Linked DNA regions of Homo sapiens: regions 2, 3, 4 and 5 are each linked to region 1. Evidence: chromatin loops called from intact Hi-C (ENCODE). Cell type or tissue: IMR-90. All regions are shown on one strand. Region 1 overlaps DCP2 (decapping mRNA 2). Region 2 has its middle 93 kb from the start of YTHDC2. Region 3 overlaps MCC (MCC regulator of Wnt signaling pathway). Region 4 overlaps MCC (MCC regulator of Wnt signaling pathway). Region 5 overlaps MCC (MCC regulator of Wnt signaling pathway).

What was found. Hi-C counts contacts between places; a loop is a spot of excess contacts. Peaks named below come from ENCODE experiments on the same cell type or tissue, not always from the same donor. Only the 100,000 strongest peaks of a DNase experiment are listed, where the experiment ranks them.
Region 2: a loop joins it to region 1, with 7 times the contacts of the local background. A loop is called at or near these places in 75 of 110 quality-filtered maps.
Region 3: it touches region 1 in a loop (4-fold over the local background); 15 of 110 quality-filtered maps call a loop at or near these places.
Region 4: it touches region 1 in a loop (3-fold over the local background); 3 of 110 quality-filtered maps call a loop at or near these places.
Region 5: it touches region 1 in a loop (7-fold over the local background); 74 of 110 quality-filtered maps call a loop at or near these places.

The regions. Positions count from the first base shown.
Region 1 is chr5:112,993,284-112,998,283 of GRCh38, forward strand. All of the region lies in intron 4 of DCP2 (decapping mRNA 2), which reads left to right. Among named protein-coding and RNA genes, the nearest start is that of DCP2, 19 kb to the left of the region's middle. In IMR-90, a CTCF peak has its summit at 2,932 (motif pointing right); DNase peaks (open chromatin) are centred at 2,958 and 3,898; H3K27ac peaks cover 435 bases.
Region 2 is chr5:113,604,572-113,609,571 of GRCh38, forward strand. No RefSeq gene overlaps it. Among named protein-coding and RNA genes, the nearest start is that of YTHDC2, 93 kb to the left of the region's middle. In IMR-90, a CTCF peak has its summit at 2,160 (motif pointing left); no DNase peak of the experiment used is centred here.
Region 3 is chr5:113,376,303-113,381,302 of GRCh38, forward strand. The region is part of intron 2 of MCC (MCC regulator of Wnt signaling pathway); the gene reads right to left. Among named protein-coding and RNA genes, the nearest start is that of TSSK1B, 56 kb to the right of the region's middle. In IMR-90, a CTCF peak has its summit at 2,844 (motif pointing right); a DNase peak (open chromatin) is centred at 2,859; H3K27ac peaks cover 483 bases.
Region 4 is chr5:113,125,247-113,130,246 of GRCh38, forward strand. The region is part of intron 5 of MCC (MCC regulator of Wnt signaling pathway); the gene reads right to left. Among named protein-coding and RNA genes, the nearest start is that of DCP2, 150 kb to the left of the region's middle. In IMR-90, no CTCF peak of the experiment used is centred here; no DNase peak of the experiment used is centred here.
Region 5 is chr5:113,327,970-113,332,969 of GRCh38, forward strand. The region is part of intron 3 of MCC (MCC regulator of Wnt signaling pathway); the gene reads right to left. All of the region lies in intron 2 of LOC124901045 (a long non-coding RNA gene), which reads left to right. Among named protein-coding and RNA genes, the nearest start is that of TSSK1B, 100 kb to the right of the region's middle. In IMR-90, a CTCF peak has its summit at 2,769 (motif pointing left); DNase peaks (open chromatin) are centred at 2,752 and 3,362; H3K27ac peaks cover 195 bases.

The sequences.
Region 1 (5,000 bases):
TCAAAACAATTTATTTTCTCTCTCTTGAACTTGATTGATTTGTTTCGGCCTTTAAATTTTTGCTGTTATGGCCAGGCACGGTGGCTCACGCCTGAATATGGGAGGCCGAGTCAGGCGGATCACCTGAGGTCAGGAGTTCGAGACCAGCCTGACCAACATGGAGAAACCCCGTCTCTGCTAAAAATACAAAAAATTAGCTGGGCGTGGTGGTACATTCCTGTAATCCCAGCTACTTGAGAGGCTGAGGCAGGAGAATCTCTTGAACTCGGGAGGCAGAGGTTGCGGTGAGCCGAGATCACCATTGCACTCTAGCCTGGGCAACAAGAGTGAAACACTATCTCAAAAAAAAAAAAAAACCAAAAAAAAAAAACCAAAATTTTTTTTACTGTTATTTTCCTACCTGGAATGTCCTCTCTTGTTCCTTCTGTTCAGCTCCTATCTAGATATGTTTCTAAACCCAGCTTAAATCCCTTTTCCCTGAAGGACTGCCACTGCCACCGCCACCAACTAACTCTGTGTATAGGGCTTAAGTTTCTTTTCTGTCTCTCTCTCGTGTGTGTGTGTATGTGTATCTATGTGTGTGTGTTTATAAATATGAACACATACACATACAATTATTTTTGGTGTAGGATCTCGCTTTGTTGTCCAGTGGCAACATCATAGTTTTAATTTTTATTTATTTATTTATTTATTTACTTATAGAGGCAAAGTCTATGTTGCCCAGGCTGGGTTTGAACTTCTGAGGTCAAGTGATCTCTCCTCCTCGGCCTCCCAAAGTGCTGGGATTAGAGACACGAGCCACCGTGCTTGACTGGGCCTTAGTTTCTTAAAATGAAGTTTAGAATGGATGTTCTTTGAAGTTCATTCCTTTTTTTCTTTCTTTTTTTTTTTTTTTTTTTTTTTTTAAAGACAGGGTCTTGCTCTGTTACTGAGGCTGGAGTACAGTGACATGATGATAGTGCACTGCAGCCTCGACCGCCTGGGCTCAAGCAATCCTCCTGCCTCAGCCTCCCAAGTAGTTGGGACCACAGTTGCATGCCACCATGCCCAGCTAATTTTTTTTTTATTTTTAATGGTGGGGTCTCACTGTGTTGCCCGGGCTGGTCTTGAACTTCTAGGCTTAAGTGATCTTCCTGCCTCAGCTTCCCAAAGTGCTGGGATTACAGGCGTGAGCCACTGTGCCCAGCCTTCATTCTTACTTAAAATTCTATTTTAAAATCTTACCAGTCAGCTCTAGCAAACAGTAGTGTTAGTCTCTGAACTTCAATAGCAGTTATTGTCTTTACTGTTCACTATTATATAATACCTTGTGATGGATTGTTTGCCGTATTCTTATTTCTTACCATTTATCACACAATTTATCATGTATCACACAATTATTCTTGAGATTTGAGAAGTTGAACTAATAGGAAGTATGATATAAGGGAAAGCAGATTGGCCTAGGAGTTGAAAGATTTTTGTTCTAGCATACATTTTGTTACCCAGTACCCTAGAGACTTTAGTCACTTAACCTCTGTAAGACATAAAGACCTTTAAGAAGATTCACTCAAGTCCATTAGAAGTAATATCTTTAAGGAAAAAATTCTAAGGTGGTAGTGATTTGATGAATTTAAGACTGTTTGAAATGGTAGTATGGATTTTGTGGCACATTTCATTAGAATTCATTGCCTTGTGTATGTTTGACTCGATTTCCTGCAACAATGTTTACTGCCTACTTTAAGTTTGGGTGTAACTATTAATGAGGGATAATAGTTAAAATTTTTACAAACTGCTGGTGGTGGTTTATTATAGAAAAACCATTAGTGGTTATTCACTTTGTAATAGAATCAAAAAATGATTGAAAATGCTGTATTTTAAATTTGATATGGAACAGCTTGCCCAAGCTATTATTTACAACAGCCTATAGACAAAGCTGTTGTGTATGAGTAAATGAAGGTTAATACACAACTCTTAAAATTGGAAGCAGTTTGGTGAGAATGTGAGGAATTGCCATATCACCTAAGAGCTTAGCTTTTCTTTCTGTAGATGGTAGGAAATGAGACGGACCAATTGTAAAAGTCCTCCCTTTTATTTCCTCAAACTTTGTAGTTCTCTTGCTTATAAGGAAGGAGAAAATAGAAATCAGCAGTATCCTGCTTAGAGGAATTGATTGTAGCTCTGTACATGGGATTAGACTGGTCTAACGGCAGTAAGGTGGTTGTCCAGGTCAGGAAGAGGATATTACATTGGTTGGAATAACAAAACAGTTCCATTTTAGGTTTTTGTCTTGGTTTGAGGGAAGCACAGGCATCCTGAAGAGCCGTAGTCTCTTAATTTCAGGGAGAATTTTTTCGTTTTCATAATAAAAATTCTAACCTCTAAACATTCTTTTTGATCTCTATGATGTCCTTTTATAGCTGACTAAGGAACTTTAATTTCAGTAAATTTTTGGATTAGGATTTTTAAAGGCAAGTTTGACTTTTGATTTTTAAATGACCGACTTTGTCGTAAAGTTTGGGATTAGGGTGAAGTGTTGCTGTTTTAGTCTGTGAGGGCTACCATAACAAAATATCACAGATGGAGTGGCTTAAACAAATTTATTTTGCAACGGTTCTAGACGCTGGGAAGTCCAAGAGCAAGGTGACTTATAGATTAACACCTTGCTGAGCACACTTATACCCTTCTTGTGTACATGCAGAGAGAGATCTGGTGTCTCTTCCTCTTGTAAAAATGGCACCAGCCCTGTCAGATTAGGGCCCTGCCCTTATGGATCTCATTTGACCTTTATTACTTCCTCACAGCCCTATCTCCAAATACAGTTACATGGGGGGTTGAGCTTCAACATATGAATTTTTTTGGTGAGGGGACATAATTTAGTCCATAGCAGTGGCCTTTTTTGAATGATGAAAGTATTCAGCTAGAATTGCAGTTTGTCCTTCTGCCACTTGGTGGTGCTGCGGTATAAAAGAAGCTGCACGGCTTGACCGAGTGACATTACCAGTTGTAAACCAGATGGTTATTCCATTCTTCATAGTTTATTAATGCCTCGTTTTTCCTTTTCATTTCCACTTGTATTAACAGATGAGGAGAGATTTTGTTCTAATTTTCTAGCTACTGATTAGACTTAGGCTGATGTTTTGAGCACTTTTTTTTTCTTGCATTTAAGTTACATACATTTAAGTTCTACCATGGGTGCTTACAATTTTAAGTTGCTAATAGCATTTTTATTTAGCTTATTATGGCATTCATACAGTTATATTAATGTTGTTATTTTAGTATAATTGGCATTCCAGAGGTGTTTTGTTACACTGTAGCAGAATTTGACACATCCTCAAACAGGGAAGGGTCTGTGGGCTAAGCCTAAAGCAGCAGTGGCAGACAAGCTACTTAGGGAGAAGGTGTAAGTAATTATCAATAGAGAGCTAAGAACAGACCTCTTTTTAGCAGACCTTTTTTTTGGGGGCAATCTTAATTAGTAATTTCCAATCTTCTATTTGACCTTTTGGCTCACCTTTGTTAATTTGACTATTTCTGGATAGTTTATTCAGTGAAATAGATTTAGGACTGTCAAAAGACAAAATCACAACAAATTTAAAGATTGCAATGGGTTTATTTGCAATTTTAGAATTATGCAACATTTTATTCCATAAAATAAAATGAGCATTCCAATGGCTGAGCAAAGGAGGTAGGCTTTAAAGACAGAAAAGAGCTGAGGAAAGCAGAACCAAAAACCAAATGTACATTGGCGTTTCAAAGTTAGTTTTCTTCTAAAGGTTAAAGCAGAGGGGACTTCCTTATCATGCTAACTGAAACTGGTCTGTTTTGGGATTTGGCTATTAGCTCTTTTTCTCCACATATCTTGAAGGTTAGGAGAACAACTTAGTTTTGGTTTGGTGACATGGAATGTTAGCATGAGTAATTCCATTTTGTTTAGGTCTGTTGGGGCCTAGTGTGGGAATGCAGTCCATACCGTGGCCTCCTATAAGTTCTATTTAACAGGACAAAGATGTTTTCTAGATATTGTCGAAGGCATAATAATCTCAATTGTATTTTTGTTGTGATTTGTGGTGAAACATCAACTTTCTTGAGAATAAGCGAATAATACTTAGCTGTTCACTTGTGGTTTCAAGATTTAATATATCGTTCCTTATTATTTGGCAAAGCAGTGTTTTAGTGTAATGAAACTGACTTTCATGTGCACTTATATAATTTAATAGAATTAATACAAAGCAACTATTGGTCAGTTTATTCTGCCTCTTCCTGTAGGCTTATAGGATGAAGATTATAGACAGGATTTCATTGTCTTTGTACACTGCTGCTCTTTGGGTTACACTTTTTCTTTTTCTTTTTCTTTTTTTTTTTTTTGAGACGGAGTCTTGTTCTGTCACCCAGGCTGGAGTGCAGTGGTGCGATCTCAGTTCACTGCACCCCAACCTCCGCCTCCCGGGTTCAAGTGATTCTCCTGTCTCAGCATCCCGAGTACCTGGGATTACAGGCGCACGCCACCATGTTTGGCTAATTTTTGTATTTTTAGTAGAGATGGGGTTTCACTATGTTGGCCAGGCTGGTCTTGAACTCCTGACCTCGTGATCCACCAGCCTTGGCCTCCCAAAGTGCTGGGATTACAGGTGTGAGCCACCGAGCCTGGCCCTTTGGGTAACACTTTAAAAAAAATTTTATTTGTGGATTTTTATCTGCTAACATTTGAGAAGTTGATACTCCTTCTGCTAGGAGAATTAAACGCTATATTATAATACAGCAATAGATTTGATTCACAGGAGGTGTGGTATAAAAATTTTTGTCTTTGGTGTCTGTTTATATATTTCAACTATTATAACTTTTTCCTGGCAAATATTTGATGAGAATACTTGCCTAATTTTACAGGCAAATCTGTTTTATCACTTTTAGAATTGATTGGACAGTTTGAATCTACCTCTTTTAGTGCTGGTGGCCCTTGCTGTTTTGCCTCATATTGTACTACTTCCTCCCTTGTAATTCTTAAGCTGTAGCCATTCCTGGCT
Region 2 (5,000 bases), 610 kb after region 1:
CACTACCAAAAGCTACTTGAACTAATTAATGAGTTTAACAAGGTTCCAGGATACAAAATCAATATACAAGAACCCAGCTGTATTTCTGTATATTGGCAACAAACAACTGTAAGTTAAAATAAGAAAAAATGCCATTTACAAAGCATCAAAAAAGATAAATATTTAGGAATAACTGACAAAAGATACGAAAAACCTATACACTGAAATGTACAAAATGTTGCTGAGAGAAATTAAAGATGACCTAAAAAACAAAGATTTACTTTTTCATGGGTTGGAAGACTCAATATTGCTAAGAAGTCAGTTCTCTGCAAAATCTATAGATTCATCAGAATCACAAAAGTGGGCTTTTTTGTAGACATGGGCAAGCTGATTTCAAAATTTATATGGAAATGTAAAGGACCTTAGCATAGCCAAAACAATGGAAAAAGTACAACTTTAGAGGGCCCATACTTAATTTTTATCTAATTCAAGACTTAACAAAGCTTTATGCTATAGTTTGGATATAGTTTGTTTGACCCCTTCCAAATCTGATGTTGAAATTTGGTTTCCAGTGTTGGAGATGGGTCCTAATGGGAGGTGTTTGGGTCATGAAGGTAGATCCTATGTGAATAGATTAATCCCCCTCTCTCTTGCTTTCTTGCTTGCCATGTGATCTCTGTACAGCTGGCTCCCCTTTGCCTTCTGCCATGAGTGGAAGCAGCCTGAAGCTCTCACCAGAAGCAAATACTGACACCATGCTTCTTGTATAGCCTGCAGAATCATGAGCCAAATAAACCTTTTTATAAAAAATAAATTACCATCTCCGATATTCCTTTATAGCAACACAAACAGACTAAGACACTTTAGTATACAAAACAACCTGGTTTTTACATAAATGTGGACACATAGAGCAGTAGAAAGTAATGGAAAGTCCAGAAATACACTCAACATCTATGGGCAACTGATTTTTTTTCACAAGGACACAAAGATAATGTGGTAGAAAAAGTACAGTCGTTTCGATACAGGAGTTGGAAATTATTTAGGCAGATAGGGTAAGAAAGTCCTCAGTAAGCTTTCCTTTTTGTAAAAGCAGCCCCCAAATCATTTCTTTTCTAACAAAAAGCAGCCTGAAAAATCAAGCTGCAAGCATAACTAAGCAAGCTAAAATCTTGCATAGGTAAATACCAGCAGCTGTGCCAGTAGAGAAAGGCTACCTGGGGGCCAGTCATGTTCAACATGGTGGCTCCATCTTCCCTTTGTGAACCACGTGTACAGTAAGGAACAGACAACATGGCGCTGGCCAGGTAGAGAGCCCATCTGCACAATAAAAGATTAGGGTGGGATGGGCAGCTTCCTTGAACCCCATGCAAACATAACAACTGGTTCTACCAATCTCTTGGGCCCTATGTAAATCAGACACCACCTCCTCCTATATAAATCAGACACCACCTCCTCAAGCTCATCTACAAAACCCCGTTTATTTCATCACAAAACTGGAAGACCCACTCGGGTGCCCCTCTCTCTGTGCAGAATAGAGAGCTATTCTCTTTTTCTTTTACGTATTAAACCTCTGCTCTTAAACTCTCTACTTGTGTGTCCATGTCCTTGAATCCCTTGGCGTGAAACAACGAACCTCGGGTATTTATCCCAGACAATGTCGCCGCTTCATTTTGGGGCCCCATCTGGGACATCCTTTCATTTCAAGGCTGTCGGCCTCCATTCTGGGCATTTTGGCTGTGTTTTGAACTGATTTCCCTTCATGGAAACCTAGCCATTGCATGGGGCTGGAATAAGTCCTGGAGGATTTCTGGCCAGGTCTACACCCTGGTGTTATCTGAAGGCTTCTGGACTGACCCGCCTCCAACTGCTCAATCAGGCATCGGCAACAGGATCTCCAGCTTTACTTATCATAATTTCCTCCTTTCCTGTCTGCGACTGCCATGTCTCCTCTCTCTGTATGCAATGTGGTGGGAATTTTTACAGTTCAGGGAAGTAATCCTATTAGGCAAGATCAGGAAATGTAGGATGCTGCAGTAACCAGGAATATAGCTCAAGGGAATGTCGTTTTTGTGATTTTTCTAGGAACTGAGGGTCTCCACCACTCCCCCGCCCCACCACTGTGAGCATTTCTCCGCCCTTGGGCTGGAGGGCACATGGCATTTCAAGGTCAACAGCACCACCTAGTGGAATAGAAATCTCCTCCCTTTTGGCACCTCTCTACTAGAGACCAGGCTTTATGCGCTTCTGTAAATGGAAAAACTCTCCCTTCAGCAATGAGGAGGAAAAAATCCTCTAAAATCAAATTTTAGTCTCGATACCGTCCCATCAGCAGGAAAATGGCCATTCGGTCCCTACGTTCTTTTAAGGCACATATTCTACCTCCCATTAAAACGATACTTAAATAGTAAGAAGATTTTATGTCTGGAAGTTCACCGGAACCATTCTCTAAGGGTAAGTGCTTTAGCATGGGCCATAATAGCAGGATATAGAGTTTAATCTAGTACACTCCCTCCATTAAATGGGTCTTGCTCACATGAAACTATTATGTAGTTTTTCCTGAGATCCATCTTTCTGGGAGCCACACGGGCCAGATGAGTCCAGGAAATCAAAGGGATATCACAAGTGGAGGACTAAAGTCACAAGAGTGAACATAATCCCAAATCGCTTAGTTCCTTTGGTTCCATGCTGAGGGTCATGCCTGCAACCATGGGTGGCACATTTAATAAATGCCAGGGCTCAGGGAACTAGGGAGGGAAAACAGGTGGGGGGATGCCTCCACTGTCTTTCCCTCTACCTTGGGCCATTTCAAAGGAAAGGAAGGAGACTAAAGGCATACGTTTTTCTTGCTTCTCTTTCTAGATAGGTAACAGACCATCTTCAGCCTGAATTCCTCTGGAATGTGTTCTGAAGCACTGGGACTCCTTTGACACTAGATTTTAAAGAAAAAGTGGGTCACTTTCTTATGCACAAGGGCATGGCCTTCTTACTAGAACTTTGCAAGTGTTGCACAATCAACTCAGCTTTTTTACCAGTCATATCAGGAGGGCCCAAAGAAAATGATTCCCCAAAATTAGAGAAACAAACCCTCAGGAAACCCTTGAATGCAACCCTCGAATGCAACTTCCAGATGCTGTGGCCCTTCCTGCCCCCCATCCACATGTCAGCTCCTCCAGTTCTACTACCCAAACCGCTAGACTTTTCTATGGTATTTCTCCTTCCTTCTTTCACAGTTTAAAATGGCTCCTATTCCTTCTTTTATAATGTTCCTCCAAACAGAGAAATGTCAAGTTCCCCAAACCTTAAAGTGCATCGCTTAGAGTTGAGCTCAGGAGCAGGGAACCCAGAAGCTGACATGCCAGCAAAACGGTAAAAGTTTTTTTTTAACCAGTTGGGCTTTTGGCCTCTCTGTCTCTGGGCAAACTGGTAAAAGGGATAATAAGGATCACTGATTACATTCTCTGTTAAGTTTTAATTAATGAAAAAGGATTTGTGTAGTTGGTCTTAAGCTGTCGTCAATCTGGTGTGCTTTGCATGTCTTTCTGCATGGTTCTGTCAAAAGAAAGGGTGCCTTAGGACTGGGACCTCATAAACCTGCTGTTCAAGCCAGCCCTACAAAATGATCGGTGATGAAGTTTGCTGCAGGCCTCCATCTTGTTTTATGTCCTTGGGAACATGAGCTGTGACTACGTGGCAATATTTTGTTTTAGTCTCTGCCATTCTACAGTGGTGGCTGTCTTCTTGTGCTGAGTCACTTCCTGAGTGGGGGCTACAAAATCAGATGAGCCAGTTTGTCAATCTGGGTGGTGCCAGCTGATCCATCAAGGGCAGGGTTTGCCAAGTATCTTGAGCACTGATCTTGGGAGCAGTTTAGGGAGGGTCAGAATCTTGCAGCTTCCAGCTGCACGACTCCTGAGCCATGGTTTCTAATCTTGTGGCTAGTTTCTTGGTCTAGTGCCCAGACAAGAGGGAGGCTTATTTTGGGAAGGAGTTGCTATCATCTTTGTTTTAGGCTATAAACTGTAAACTAGGCTCCTCCCAGAGTTGGTTTGGCCTATGCCTAGGGATGGGCAAGGACAGCTTGGGGGCTGGAAGCAAGATGGAGTTGGTTGGGTTGGACCTCTTTTACCGTCTCAGTCATTTTGCAATGACAGTTTCAAAAGTTGCTTACCGCCCCTTTGAGAATACCTCATACACTTGCAGTTAAGTCATAACCTAATGGAGGCTTATTGGTTTCACCTGTGAGGTTACTTTTGGTAAAGTTCAAAAGCCAAAAATCTTAACCACTTGGTGTGGCTAATGTTGAGTAACAAGATATCTTAAATGATTTTCTTAAAGAGAGCTCAGCTTAATTAAAAGTGGATATTCAAGCTACAGGTATATTTTAAAGGCCTATACGTTTTTCTTTTCTTGGGTCTTGTTTTTCTGGAAAAAGGTTTTTATTCTCAGTTGACTGAATTATTTTTCTCCATTTTTTGTCTTGCCACTCTTTTTTTTTTTTTTTTTTTTTTTTTTGAGACAGAGTCTTACGCTGTCACCCAGCCTGGAGTGCAGTGGCACGATCTCGGCTCACTGCAACCTCTGCCTCCCAGGTTCTAGCAATTCTCCTGTCTCAGCCTTCCAAGTAGCTGGGACTACAGGCGCATGCCAGCATGCCCAGCTAATTTTTTGTATTTTAGTAGAGACGGGGTTTCACCGAGTTGCCCAGGCTGGTCTCAAACTCCTGAGCTCAGGCAATCCATGTGCCTTGGCCTGTGAAAGTGCTAGGATTACAGGCATGAGCCACTGCACCCAGCCTGTCTTGCCACTCTTAATGCACACATGAGATGGCCTAAGATAACTTTTGGTAGCCTGGAATTCCTTTGGAAAAACAGAGGAGATGCCAGAGACCCTGTTTTGGAAAAAAACCTCTGTTTTCCTCATGAAATCCCAGAATTAAAAGCGGATAAATCCCTCTCAAAATGAAAGGCTCTGTTCTATTTTGCATTGTGTTATCTGACGGTTTAGAGTTTGGGGAGTATCAG
Region 3 (5,000 bases), 380 kb after region 1:
TATATTTGTTTATTGGCCAAATACTCACCCAATGCATGCCCTGTGTCAGTCTCTGTACTATTTGCCCAACATGCATAATTGAGTAGAGAAGATGGATATACAGTGGATGATTATAACACAATGTGGCTGATAATTGCAATGACAGTTAAATGCACAAGATATAATGAAAACACATTAAGAGACATAAAATAAAATGTTTACCAATTCAGTTAGAAACTTACAATTGGGTTGTGTATAAGACACACATGAATCTCCTAGTTGCCATATTTTATACACACACACACACACACACACACACACACACATATCAGTATTATGTAGCATTATTAAAGCCTTTTGAGGATGGTGAAAATACACATAAAAAGAAAACTTCCATTAAAACCATGGAATGGGCATCTGTTATTTTTCCCTGCCCGGCACTCATTCGCCTTTCTGGTAGTGACAGCACCTTGATTCCCTACCTGCTCTTTCCTCAGCTCTTAGTCCACAAGATGGGGATAGAGCCAACTCTACCCTAATTTCTCAAGCTGAGCATGTAATCCAGGCCTGGCCAATCAGATCACTGCATTCTTATAGTCTGAGTGACTTGTTCAGGAATAGATATATGACCCAAGAAGAGCTAGTGAGACCAATTCCCAGGACTTCTGTGAAGCCACCATTAGAGAAGAATCCCTCTTTTCTCTGTGGCTACCCGACAGAATGGCTGTAAGACTTGGGCTGCTGGAAGCCATGACCAGGAGCCTGAGAATAAAGCCAATTCTAAAGGAAAGGGCTGAGACACAGCAGAAGGAAGGCTGATGACATTTGATCCTTTGAATCCATCCATGCTGGACCTAACTGCCTAGGCTTCTCCAATATGGTCACATTTGCATTCTCTCTCACCACCTCCCACTTCTTCTTCAAAGTATTAGAGTTGGGTGTTTGCTGCTTGTCACCAAAAAGCCCTAATATATAGTACAGAAGGAACAAAACTCAAGAAGTAGGTTTGAGGGGTTGTATAGGGGTCATAAGAAGGCCAGCATTACTGAAGCTAAGGGCCCATGTGGGAAGCAGTGGGAAACATGATGTGATATAGTAGAATGAGCCCACTAGATGGTTAGGAGTCTTGACATCCAAAAGCATCCAGAGGTGACAGCATAGTCAATTAAGTAGATAAAAGAGAGCTGTATCATGAGTACCTAGCAAAAATATTAGGAAGCCATAGCAGCACTGACTGAAATCAACAGCTTGCAGGCAGAAAGAACAACTAGGAGGAAACTCCAGTAATCAAGAGATGAGGGAGGATCCATACCTAGACCATGGTACTGCCAATCTGAGAAGTATGAAGAGAAGAATCAATAGGAATTAGGGACTCCTCAAGGACAGGAAGGACAATGATTAATAAAAAGAGACAAAAATTAACTGCTAATCAAAGACTTGGCTAAATTTGCCCAAACTTAATCTATAGATAGTTGCTTCACAGCATTCTCAGTATGCAACAATAGAATGTAAAATGGTACCCATTACTTAAAGACTTTAAAGGCCTTTATAACTCCCAATTAAATATTGGAATAAATTAAATTGTTTACCCTTTGACAGAGGGCTTAGAGTATGTAAAATAAAACAAAACTACAACAAAAATGAAAAAAAAACCCTTTTACCTTCAAATGGGGCTGAAGGCTATCGTGTGTGACTTGAGTCTGGTTTTATGCTCACTGGGCAGTATTTTTAACAATGAAATCTAATAGTAGCATTCATTCTGGAAAACTGGGATATGTCAGGGCTGAATAGATTTTGTATATATTAATTAAAACTGTAGTTTTAACTTTTTTAAACAAGATATCAAACCCAAATTCAGGAGGCTGCTTATTGTTTCTTTAAATCTGCCAAGGAATCAGGATATCTCCTCATACTTCCTCCCTTGGGCTTGTGGGTTTGAGGTCCTTCCTGTCTCAACCACATATTCTTTCATCTAACTTTTTGAGTTCCTATTAGAGAAAACTTTTTTTTACTGTTAGTTTTTCTGAGAAACTTCAGTACTTTATTTTTTCCTTAGACCATGGGGCACCATCAGAGCAGCAATGAAGGCTGACACATCAGGTGAGAATCTACCTCAAGGAAAGGGCAATAAAGAGTCTTTGGAGATATAGGTTATTGGAAATTGTGCCTGGTGTTCTAATCTTAGTATAAATTAAAGGTAATTGTACTAATTAGCAGGTTGTTATGTCTACTATCTTAAACAATGTTTTACAACTACGGAATTTGATTGAAATAAGTTTTGGGGCTCTCTGAGACCTGACCAAAGGAAGAAAAACAAGTGCCCCCAAAGCTCTGAGAAGCACAGACAGGTGACAGCCTCATTAGGTCAGCTCAAAGGGATGCATCAGCTCTCCTCAGGCAATCCCTGCCCCTTCAGTGGCCATCAGCCTGAAGCACTGCCCCTTTCACATAATTCACATGTTTGACACAAGTACATGGAATCCATGTGTAAGGTTTACAGCTTGGCTGAAGTAAAAAAGAAAAACTATTTATTCAAAAGGGCATGTTTAAACAAAGGCTCCGTTGGAATTGCTAACATATGTAAATATCTAATGCTAGAATTTCTTTTTTAACTCCAGTCTTTCCCAATCACAAAGAAAAGCACACTTTTCAAAATGAAATCTACAAGTAATTATAATGAACCTAGATTATTTGTTTTTCATGGGAAAATTAGGTAGCATACAGAATACCTCACAACTGTTCTGGTATAATGTATGCATCACTTTGCTGCCAACAAGATGGGCTTTCACTAACACGAATTGCCCTCAGACCCTGCCTCAAGTCCCTGAGGACCATATGTCTGTCATTTCTGGGAGTGGCCTCTGGGTGGCAGTGTTATTTTCAGTTTGCACTTTGCTCATCACGTCAGTTTTCTAAGTTAAAGTTGCAAGAGACTCAATCATCTCTTTCAACAGACTGAGTGTTCTCTATTCCTTACTTGCTCTGTGGCTTACAGCCTCAGTTTCCTCCTGTATAGAAGGAGCATTCTATTCTAGATGAGGAAAGTAGTTGCAAGGATTAGAGATGATAATGATAACAACACGATTATATACTGAAAACCTGTGATATTTTAAGCTCTATGTAGGAACTTTACATGTAATATCTCACTAAATCTTTCCAACTTCCCTATAATGTTTGTGTTACCGCTTTATCTTGAGACATAAAAAACTTAAAGCTCAGAACAATCAGGAACTTAGCCTAAGTTCCATGGCAACTCAGTGGTGAAATTGGGATCTATCTTTCTAGCATTATAATACAAGTAAAGTGCCTAGCAAATTGTCTCATGCTAATAAATACTAGTAATTTTAAAACATTTGTATTATTGCTACAAGTATTAAATTGTATAGCTGATGTCTAAAACACATAAAAATTTAAAAATATTGTTTCTGGGATGGCTTAAACCGATATAAAAATCTGTTATGACGTGTTTGTTCAGGTGCCTTAATTTTCACCCAAAGAACTTTTGAGCAGAGAATGCATGGCCTAAGAGAAGCTTTGTGAGTAAAAGTTTATAGTCAATTAAGTGTGGAAAATGCTTATATTTTATTCTTCTTCTGGAGACTTTCAAGAAACAATAGCATATTAAAGGCTCCGAGATGTCTTGCCATAAAGAAAACTATAATCTAGTTTAACCCAAAGTTTTCACATGTACTTAACAAAGAAATTCCTTCCTCACATAATATTTATAACCATCTCTTTAAATCAGTGTTCTGCAGAAAACACTTAGGAGGAATGAATCTATGGAAATTCCTCTTCCGAGCTGAGCATGTAATGTTTTGACTAGTCTTTTTCTGCCAACCCAGCTCCCTGCTGTAGATGTGCTGTGAAATGTCGAGGCTGACAATAAACTTCTTCTGGCACTTAACTATTAAACCGAAGTTTTTCTTAGGCTTTTCTCACAACAGCACAACATTCTTTCTACTTCTCTCCATCCTACAGTCACAGGTAACCATTTCCTGAAACTCCTGTTCACAGTATTTCTTAGCTCCTCTTACAGAGCAGACCATAACTTCTGTACCATTCGATGGCTTCCAAACTTTTGTTAACTCTACTTTAAAGCTTATTGTCACTTAATTTGTCATGTGCTTATGCATCCACAATCACATTATAAGTTATTTAGTGTCTGGAACTGTGCACTGCACTTCCCTGTGTCCCTAAAGTAGCATGACAGTGCATTGCTCATTCATTCATTCATTCATTCATTCAACAAACATGCACCAAGCATCTTCCCTGTGCCAGGCACTATTCTAAGTGCTGGAGTATAGCAGTAAACATGACAATCAACGTCATTAGTAATCCGGTGGAAATTTATTTGTATGGGGAAAGATAGATAAGTAAATATTCAAGGAGGTACATAACTCATGTCAGATAAGGGTGAGTGGTATGAAGCAGTTAAGGGCATGTGAATGAGGAAAGGAGGAGAGGCTGCTTGAGCTTGGAAAGGCCTCTCTGAAGAGGAAATATTTAAGCCCGGTTAAGTGCCTAGTAAAGGCTCAGAGACAGGCTGAGTTTGCTAAATTAGAGGAAAAGCAGGAAGGCCAGTGTGACTGTGGCAAACATGGTAAGTCAGGGGAGCAAGATGAGATCAACTCAGAGTGGGTGGTGTGCACCACATTGTGGTAAGGAATTTGGACTTTATTTTAAGATGATACAGAAGCCACAGAATGTTTTAGACATGGGATTGAACTAAGCATGATTTTATAACTTTAAAAGACAATTCTGACTACAGGGTAGAAAATAAAATGTCAGGAGCCAAGGAAGGGGCCAGGGAGGCCAGTTAAAGGTTATTTTAGTAGGCAAGGCAAGATATGATGGTGATTTGGACACGGTGATGGCAGGAGAGCAAAGGAAGTGGGCAGATTCTGGCTATACTTTTGCACGCGAGACAGTGGGACTTGCCAGCTTGAGCAAACAGATGAACAGAAATATTTCCAAGATGCAGATATTTACTAAATGCAGATATTTCCTAGGTAAAGGTTATC
Region 4 (5,000 bases), 130 kb after region 1:
AATGTTGCCAAGATCTTGTGTGGAAACAGATAAAATGAGAAGAAGAGAAATGCATTCCAGCTATGGTAATCATTATAAGTATTCTAGAACAAAAACGACACATGGCAACAAAGTAAATAGTCATCAGAGGTGGAAAGCTACCTTGCGAGAACAGGGAAGATTTTGTGCCACAAAGAGTGAGGTATAAAAATGTTAAACTGAGCTTAAATATTAGAAAGTTCATGCACCCTGTTGTGTCTCCCACTGACTTTGGTAAAAAAATCATGGAGCTGCATATCCTTATCTCTCATTGGCATCATTCCTGAAAGGGGGCTGGAACCTGGGACCGGGAAATGACAAAAGCAATTCTCAGAGGGTCCTCTGTAAACTAACTCGATTTATGATTGCAGTATGCGTGGCAGACTGCATCAGGAGTATTGTTCCATCAAGAGCTATGGAGTAAGTAAAAAACACCAAGAGTCCCTGGCAGTTTTATAAAGACAAGATTTTGAGTTGTGCTTCTGCAGTGGCTCTGCACAGCCTAGAGGATGCCTGGTGAGGCTAATGACACAGCACAACAGCATCTCAAGATGACTTCTGTTTGTTGTATATACAGGCATTCTTCTCAAGCAATAACTTATTTCTTTGGGGAAAAAATGCCTCCCAAAAAAACACCAACTGCTATTGCTGGTGATGAAGAAGAGGAAAATGTAAAAACATGGAAAAAAAGTGTCCATTTAAAACCAGAAAAATAGCACCTCTGATAAACTGATAAATGTTGAAAGTGACACTCTGTAGTGGTAGGTTTATAATAATGGAATGACAAAGTTCTCAGGTGTTTCTCCTTGGAACATAAAGGGTCAACTCACAGGATTCCAAATGCATATTCTTTCATTCATGTAGAAGCATCTGCGAAGTGCTTCCAAGTTGCTTTAAGAGATGCAACCATTAATGTTTGCTCCTAGCTTAAACAACAACATAACAAATGTTCCTCAGGAGACAGGCATTAGATTGTACACTTGCCTATGTAATGACCAGCAGTGGCAGAAAAATCACAGGCTGGCAGACTGGAAGGGATTTTAAAGACTGTTTTAGCCAGGACCACTACCTTTATTTTACAAACAAGATAAATGGGGCTTCGAGAGGCAACTTACCTAAGATTATGCAACCACTAGCACAGCCTAATTCCTAAATTTCATACCAATGAGACAATATGTACTTGACCTTTGAACAACATGTATTTGAGCTGCATGAATCCATTTATATGCAAATTTTCTTTCCATAAATATATTTGACAATTTTCTGGAAATTTGTGACAACTTGAAAAAAACTCAGATGAATCGTATAGCCTAGAAATACAAAAACAAACTTTTTTTAAGGTATGTCATAAATGCATGAAATATATACATTAGGTTGATGCAAAAGTAATTGCAGTTTTGCTTTTGAAAGTAATGGAAAAAACCGCAACTGCTTTCACACAACCTAATAGATACTAGTCTATGTGTTAATTGACTGCTTATGTTATCCGTAAGGCTTCAAGTCAACAGTAGACTATTAGTAGTTAAGTTTTTGGTGAGTCATGAGCTATGTGTGGATTTTTAACTGCACAGTGTAGGGGTTGGTGCCACTATCCCTCATATTGTTGGGGTTTTTTAAACTCTTATTTTAGGTTCATGAGTACATGTGAGGGTTTGTTACGCAGGTAAACTCGTGTCTTGGGGGGTTTGTTGTACAGATTATTTCATCACCCAGCCCAATACCCAATGGTTATATTTTCTGTTCCTCTCCCTCCTCCCACCATCCACCCGCAAGTAGGCCCCAATGTCTGTTGTTCCCCTCTTTGTGTCCATTTGTTATCATTTAGCTCCCACACACAGTATTCAGTTTTCTACTCCTGCATTAGTTTGCTAAGGTTAATAGCCTCTGGCTCCATCCATCTTCCCACAAGACATGAGCTTGTATTTTTTATGGCTGCATAGTATTCCATGGTATATACGTACCACATTTTCTTTATCTAATCTGTCACTGATGGGCATTTAGGTTGATTCCATGTCTTTGCTATTGTGAACAGTGCTGCAATGAACGTTTGCATGCATGTGTCTTTATAGTAGAATGCTTTATGTTCCTCTTGGTATATACCCAGTAATGTGATTGCCGGGCTGAATGCTAGTTCTGCTTTTAGCTCTTTGAGGAATTGCCATACTGTTTCCCACAATGACTGAACTCATTTACACTCCCACCAACAGTGTGTAAGTATTCCCTTTTCTCTGCAACCTCACCAGCATCTGTTATTTTTTGACTTTTTAATAGTAGCCATTCTGACTGGTGTGAGATGGTGTGTCACTGTGGTTTTGATTTCCATTTCTCTAATGAGCAGCAATATTGAGCTTTTTTTCATATGCTTGTTGGCTGCATGTATATCTTTTGAAAAATGTCTGTTCATGTCCTTTGCCCGCCTTTTAATGGGGTTGTTTTTCTCTTGTAAATTTGTTTAAGTTCCTTATAGATGCTGGAAAGACCTTTGTTTGATGCATAGTTTGCAAATATTTTCTCCCATTGTGTAAGTTGTCTGTTTACTCTGTTGATAGTTTCTTTTGCTATGCAGAAGCTCTTAAGCTTCATTAGAACCCATTTGTCAATTTTTGCTTTGTTGCTATTGCTTTTGGTGTCTTTGTCATGAAATCCTTGCCCTTGCCTCCATGCAGAATGAAATTGCCTAGGTTGTCTCCCATAATCCTCACATTGTTTGAGGGTCAACTGTAATGTCATGACTGAAGGAAAAGATATTTCATTGTTTATTAAAGATTCCTTCTCATTATTGGTTAGGGGTAAAATAATTTAATCAGAAGAGGGAAAAGTCAATGGAAGTATAATTCTTACTATGCTATCTAGACTTCAAGCTGAAAGTACTATGGAGTCAACAGCATTTGATAGACTGTCATGTCACTAACTATCCACATTATCTATCTCATTTTGGGTGCACATTCATGCCTTCCATTGGATTGGAATGATTTGTGGAGAAGAGCCAGATGGTCATCTGCCTGCTTTGACAGCTGTCAAGCTGTCAGTCAGCTGTGGCCAACTAATCCACCCTACTTGACCTGGTGTTTTTTGGGCGAACTGCATTCTTTCTTAAATTAAGAGTAGACTTGCCTTTAAATGGCTGGCTTTCTTTTAAAGAACAAAGTTTTTTGTTTTTTGTTTTAAAGCTATTGGAAGGAAATGTATTCCTTTTAGTTCTCTGAAAGAATCTATTACATACAGGAAATAAGTGATGAATAAAGTCCTCGTTCTTTCTTCAATACTATCTCCTCTTATTTTTTCAGATAGCATAGAGAAGATCAGACTCATCTATGAATCTTTTGGTGAATAATTGAACAAATGGGATTTTGAAATGCTCTCCTATGAATATAACAATCCATTTTTGTCTTAACAAGAGCTCATATAAGATCCATATTCAAGAACTTCCAAATATTAAAAAAGAGATTGATACAGACCACACAGGAAAACAGGGAGAGAGAAACACTCTTCTTTCTGGGTTTTATTTTTATTTCATTGCATTATACTTTTTAGACTGTAAATTAATCAGAACAACATGTTTTGCTGGCAGACAAGGAGGTTTTGGTTACAGTTTTTGAAATGCAACAACATGAAGATGAACAGATGCCTGTGTGTTTTGTTGGCTGCATGTATACCAAGATGTACGTGATACCAACAACACACAGGTAACTGTGTGCCCAAAGATCAGGAGAAACATCAAGCTCCTAGTGCAGGCCTGAAATCTTAGTGGTCAGATTATATTACAGTAGATAGAGACTCTGGGATGTTTTCTCTCTCTGTCCTCAAATGAGGGGGCATTTTGTAGCAGACCCAGTAAGCAGAAGGGTTGAGTGCCAATCCTGAGATCACAGAGATAGGAGGGGTCTGTGCCTTGGGGCTGCTGCTGTATGAGGTTAAAGGTGTGAGAGAGAGAGTTTAGGATAGGAGCCCAGGCTGAGGACAAACTTGGTGGAGGGAAGAGAAGATCAACTGTCTGCAGGGTCCTAGAGGTTTAAGAAGAGTGCCGTCAGGAAGGAAAGAGGGCCTAGGGTCAAATGCCATAGAAAGAGACCAATGACAAAAAAAGTCACTGGATTTTTCATTTAAGAAATCATTGGTGATTTTCAAGAAAGGTGTTTCAGTCAGCTCAGGCTGCCATGAAAAGATACCATAGACAGGGTGGCTTAAACAACAGAAATTTATTTTCTCACAGTTCTGGAGCCTAGATCCTCCAAGATCAAGGTCCAGCATGGCTGCTTTCTGGTGAGGGCTCTTCCTGGCTTCCAGATGGCTGACTTTTCCCTGTGTCCCCATATGGCTGGGAGGAAGAGAATATACATGCAAGCCGTCTTATGTCTCTTCTTAAAAGGCAATACACCAAAAAACAACCCCATCAAAAAGTGGGCAAAGGATATGAACAGACACTTTTCAAAAGAAGACATTTATGCAGCCAACAAACATTTGAAAGAAAGCTCATCATCACTGGTCATTAAAGAAATGCAAATCAAAAACACAACAAGATACTATCTCACACCAGTTAGAATGGCGATCATTAAAAAGGCAGGAAACAACAGATGCTGGAGAGGATGTGGAGAAATAGGAACACTTTTACACTGTTGGTGGGAGTCTAAATTACTTCAACCATTGTGGAAGACAGTGTGCCAATTCCTCAAGGATCTAGAACCAGAAATACCATTTGACCCAGCAATCCCATTACTGGGTATATACCCAAAGGATTATAAATCATTCTGCTATAAAGACACATGCACATGTATGTTTATTGTGGCACTATTCAGAATAGCAAACACTTAGAACCAACCCAAATGCCCATCAAGGATAGACTGGATAAAAAAAATGTGGCACATATATACCATGGAATACTATGCATCCATAAAAAAGAATTGAGTTCATGTCCTTTGCAGGGACATGGATGAAGCTGGAAACCATCATTCTCAGCAAACTAATACAGGAACAGAAAACCA
Region 5 (5,000 bases), 330 kb after region 1:
ATGTAACAACTAACAAATGATTATTCTTCTCAATACAAGTATAATTGACACCATAATTCACAGATCTACTAATCCTTTTCTGCCTTTGTACCTGGCAACATTCACTTCTTGAGCTAATGTAAATGCCAGTCTTATAAATACGACTTACCTCTCCCCTGAGAGAAATAAATGACATAGTAAGTGTTAGATTAGAAAGGAAGAGGTGGAGAGGGTTAGGTTTGAAGAGGGACTGGCCATCTGAGAATTAAATGAGATGATGCTGGCAAAGCGCTTCTACTGATATCCTACATGTACTAAACACTTAGCAAACGTGACCAGTTATTCATAGGAATAATCGTAGGAACACATTAATTCCTTCTGCCTGCTTCTGTCTCTAGGGAAAGGTTTTGCCCTGATCCATGACAGAGACTATTACCTAAAAGATACAAGTGGGACAGGGCTAGGGAAGAGATTATCCCTCTGCCCCAGAAGAATCTACTGAGAAGTTAATGTGGGATCCACCTCTCTTACTACTAATGGTTTTCCTCTTCACTTTTAAGTCTAGCTGAAAACAACCTCCAGCATTCTCGGCAATTAGGATGAAGTCTCTGGGTTTCAAATGCATCTCTGATAGATGCCTCTAACTGCATCAACGTGGCAGATGCATTTCTCTCAGCATTTAATGCTAATCCTCCTTGTTGTCTAAGGATAAATAACTGCACAATCGTGTCAGGAGGCCCCAACATAAATTCACCAGGGGTTTTAATTACTCTCCAGTGACAATATCTCATACAAAATCAGAGAAGTGAAAATCCAGTCAGTGTGTGTACATGTGTGTTTATGTCCCAGGCTATCCCCAGAACAGTCTGGGGATCATCATTTCTGTTCCAATAGAGGAATAAGACCAGGAACCCATGTCCAGTTCAGATGTGTGAGACAGCACTGCACCCTGTCGAATGGGTCCGAAGAACAAATGATTTCCCAATGACACTGCCTGCAGCATCCCTCCTTCCCTTGGGGGCACATAAATGAGTAGCTACAAACTCAAGCTGTGGAGTCAAACAAACCTGGGTTCACATCTCAGCCTGCTACATGCTCACTTTTTCATGCCAGGCAACCTCTGTAATCCTCAAATTTCTCACGGGTAAATGGGGATCATACCTATATATGCAGCATAAAGTTGTGAGGATTAAGCAAGATAATCTATGCAAAACAAGTGACACAATATGTAGTGTACGGTAAATCCCCAATGAATATTAGCAACACCAAAAGAAATGCAGAGGGAGTTCCTGTCCCTTTGTTGCAGAGGACATGTTGCTATGAGGGTCCAGGTGTTCTTCCTCCCACCCAGGCCTCTAGTTGGGTGAATTGGAAGAAGAGCATCTTATCTCCCACCTGGGCCTAAGAGTAAAGATGGTGAATAAACTATATATATACACACACACACACACACAGAAACATATATCCACACATACATATATACACACATACATATATACATATATGTATACACACATGCATATATACGTATACACACACATATATAAACACAACTGCTGTAGATCTCACAAATGAAAATGCTAATGTCTGCAAGTTCATTCTATACATAACTTTTATAAATCCAGAAAGCCATACAAACTAGTTTCAGAGGATTATCTCTTTCAAAGAAACAGTCCAACAACCAAAAGTAATTAATAATAGATACAATTCTTTATTTAAGGTCTCATACTTCATCAAATAATCTACTGGCATACTTTTTAATGTCCCTTTGCTTTCTCCTCTTGAAATCCATTATACTATCCAACTGCAATGGAACTTCTCTCCTCCCTACCCCATCCACTCACCTCCAGTCCATCCCTTTAGTGTATATAGATCAGCTTAGCCTCTCCTCCAGAAAGCAGGGCTCCCTTCTACTTAGAAGAGGGGCAGGAGAGGAAAACTGAGTGATCTAAAACATAACTGTCCTTGGTGATCATGAAGAAGGGGGCAGCAGTGCAGTCATCTAAGTGACTTTTGCCTCTGTCAAACTAAATTTGGCCTGAATTACATAAGGACAGTTGAGTCCTCATGTAATTAATTGCAGTCTAACTTAGCACATAAACTAACTGAAAGCCTAACTTAGGAGTATAGTTTTGTAACAAATAGCTGAGTCTCAGTCAATCACAGGCAGCCAGCTGATCAGACCATATTCAAATAAGGCAAATGCCAAGCTGTAATCAATCAAGTTTCTGTACCTGACTTTTGTCCTGTCCATAAATGCTGCCGCCCATGTAATGGAGCAGAGCTCTCTGAACCGCTTCTGGTTCTGAGAGCTGAGTGATTCCTGAATCATTCTTTGCTCAGTTAAACTCTGTGAAATTTAATTTGTCTAAACTTATTCTTTTAATACCTCTGCACATACAAAATACAAGAATACATTCCTGTACCTTTTTTCTCCCTCATTCTTAATTCATGACTTTATTTTCAAATACAAAGATGCAAAGATAGAAAACCTTACTACCCCAAAGTAGGAAGTATGTTTCCTATCTCTCCTTTGCCTTTTCTTCAAAAACGCAAAAAGTCATTAAGATGTTAATGCTGAGATAAGTCATTGGAAGAAGGATGGAAAAGAAACTACAAGAAATGATAGACATGGTGCTGCCAAGCAGCTACTCTGTTTTTATAAAATACTTCAGACATAAATGGCATTTGTATTCTGTGACGAAAACCCCTCTTCCCCTCCCCTACACAAAAGGAAAGGCAAAGAAATGCAAAGGAAGTGGTAATTGCCAGGTGTCTAGATATGGGACCACTGCCCTCTAGTGTACTTGAAATTTTTCTAAATCCCTTTATCAGAGATCTTTACCTGAAAGATAGTAGGAAACAGAATAAAACATGAACCTCTGTTGAACTATCCAATAGAATCATTTTAAAAAATACTGTCAATTATTAGGAGAGTGATATGACGGCTTCCTACCACCTCACTATCTGTTGGTGCCAACACTTTCTTCAGGTCCTACACATGGACCTGAACAAGGTTTCAGTCCAACAGATTGCCAAAGGGCAGAAGAAATATTAAAAGTATTTCACAACTAGTGTGGCATACGCACTAGCTAACCAGAACAGATGCCCGGAAGATGCCAGCTGGCAGCAATTCTGCCTCTTCCCTTTGCAGGGCCAGCATTAACCCCTTAGATGCTGAACTGTGGAGAGGTTCTGGGTTCCTGGCAGAGGGACTAGGTAGCCAAGAGAGTAGGGGGTCTGGGACAAAAGCATGTCAATATTTCAACGATCTGTACTGTGGTGTTCTGGCTGAACATTCACTCTGCTAAGAGGATTAGAAGACATCAGAAAAATAAGCCAGTACCGCTGAGCAGAGCAGAAGAGTGACTCAGCGTCCACTAGCAAAGATCTGAAGTAGCTCTTCCTCCCAGCAGCTGTTCCTTCTCTTGCCAATAACCAGGGACATCCTCTAGACCAGGACAGGGGTATAGTAGTGTTAGTAGCGGATGTCAGGAAATCTACCCTACAGTCTTGGTTCTACTACTTTTGTGTGTCCTTAGGTGGATATTTTGATCTGGGCCTCCATATCCCTGTTTTTAAAATAAAAAGGTTAGACTGAAGTTTTTCAAGGATCCTTCTCTCTGTAGGTAGAAATTATTATTTTTTTCATGATCTGCTTTTTTGTTTGTTTTGTTTTGTTTTGTTTTGTTTTGTTTTGTTTTTGAGATGGAGTTTCACTCTATTGCCCAGGCTGGAGTACAGTGGTGCCATCTTGGCTCACTGCAACCTCTGCCTCCTGGGTTCAAGCGATTCTCCTTGCCTCAGCTTCCCGAGTAGCTTCGAGTACAGGCACCCGCCACCACAACCCGGCTAATTTTTGTATTATTAGTAGAGACGGGGTTTCACCATGTTAACCAGGCCGGTCTTGAACTCCTGACCTCAGGTGATCCGCCCACCTCGGCCTCCCAAAGTGTGGGATTACAGGTGTGAGCCACTGCCTCTGACTATGATCTGGTATTTCCAAGTGAATTCTACATACAAGATCATTCAGCATAATTTTTAATGACAATACCACCTTGAGAACTCCTGATGACAACAACGTCATCTTGAGACAGCTCTTAGACTATAAAAAAGTGATCAGTAAATATTTCGAAATCTCCTTGAAAGATCTCATTTCTTTAGAATTTTTTTAGTTTCTATTTCCAAATACTACCCCAAATGTAGCCACTTGTAAGTAACTTTCTTTTTTGATGTTTCCTTTATTTTTTGAGACAATGTCTTGCTATGTTGCCCAGGCTAGGGTGCAGGCATGATCATAGCGCACTGCAGCCTCCAACTTCTGGCCTTAAGCAATCCTCCCACCTCAGCCGCCCAAGCAGTTGGAACTAGAGGTGTGTGCCACCATCCCTGGCTATAAATAAGTATTTTCCTAAGATTTACTTAATTCTTTGAGTTAACTGGCAAGATAATAAAGGTGATTTAAAGAAGGATAGAAGAGGCCAGGGACAGTGACTTACGCCTATAATCCCAGCACTTTGGGAGTCTGAGGTGGGAAGACTGCTTGAGCCCAAGAGGTCAAGACTGCAGTAAGCCAGTGCATTCCAGCATGGGTGACAGAATGAGAACCTGTCTCCAAAAAAAAAAAAAAAAAAAGGAATAGAAGAAACTAGTACATATAAATCCAGTAGAAAAAAATAATGCTGGCATAGGACTGCAAAGTTAGTTACAAAATGGTTGCCGTTTTACTAGGGCCAATAAAATATAACATTTGGGGTTACCTTCCATGCTGGGCAAAAGTAGTTTGTATCTCTACCAAACAAAAGTCATCAGTAACTTACCGATCTTCTGCAAATTAACATCCAAATTTTACAGATTCTAGACTTCAATTAATAGCAAATAGCCAAACAAAGCTACACCTCCTGAAATATCAGCTGATTCTTAGAGGATCTAATACGACTTTGAAAGAGCACCCAGTAATCTTTTTGCTTTATTTCAAAATTTCTGAAAACTCTTCTTAAGAATTTTCAAATCCCTTGACC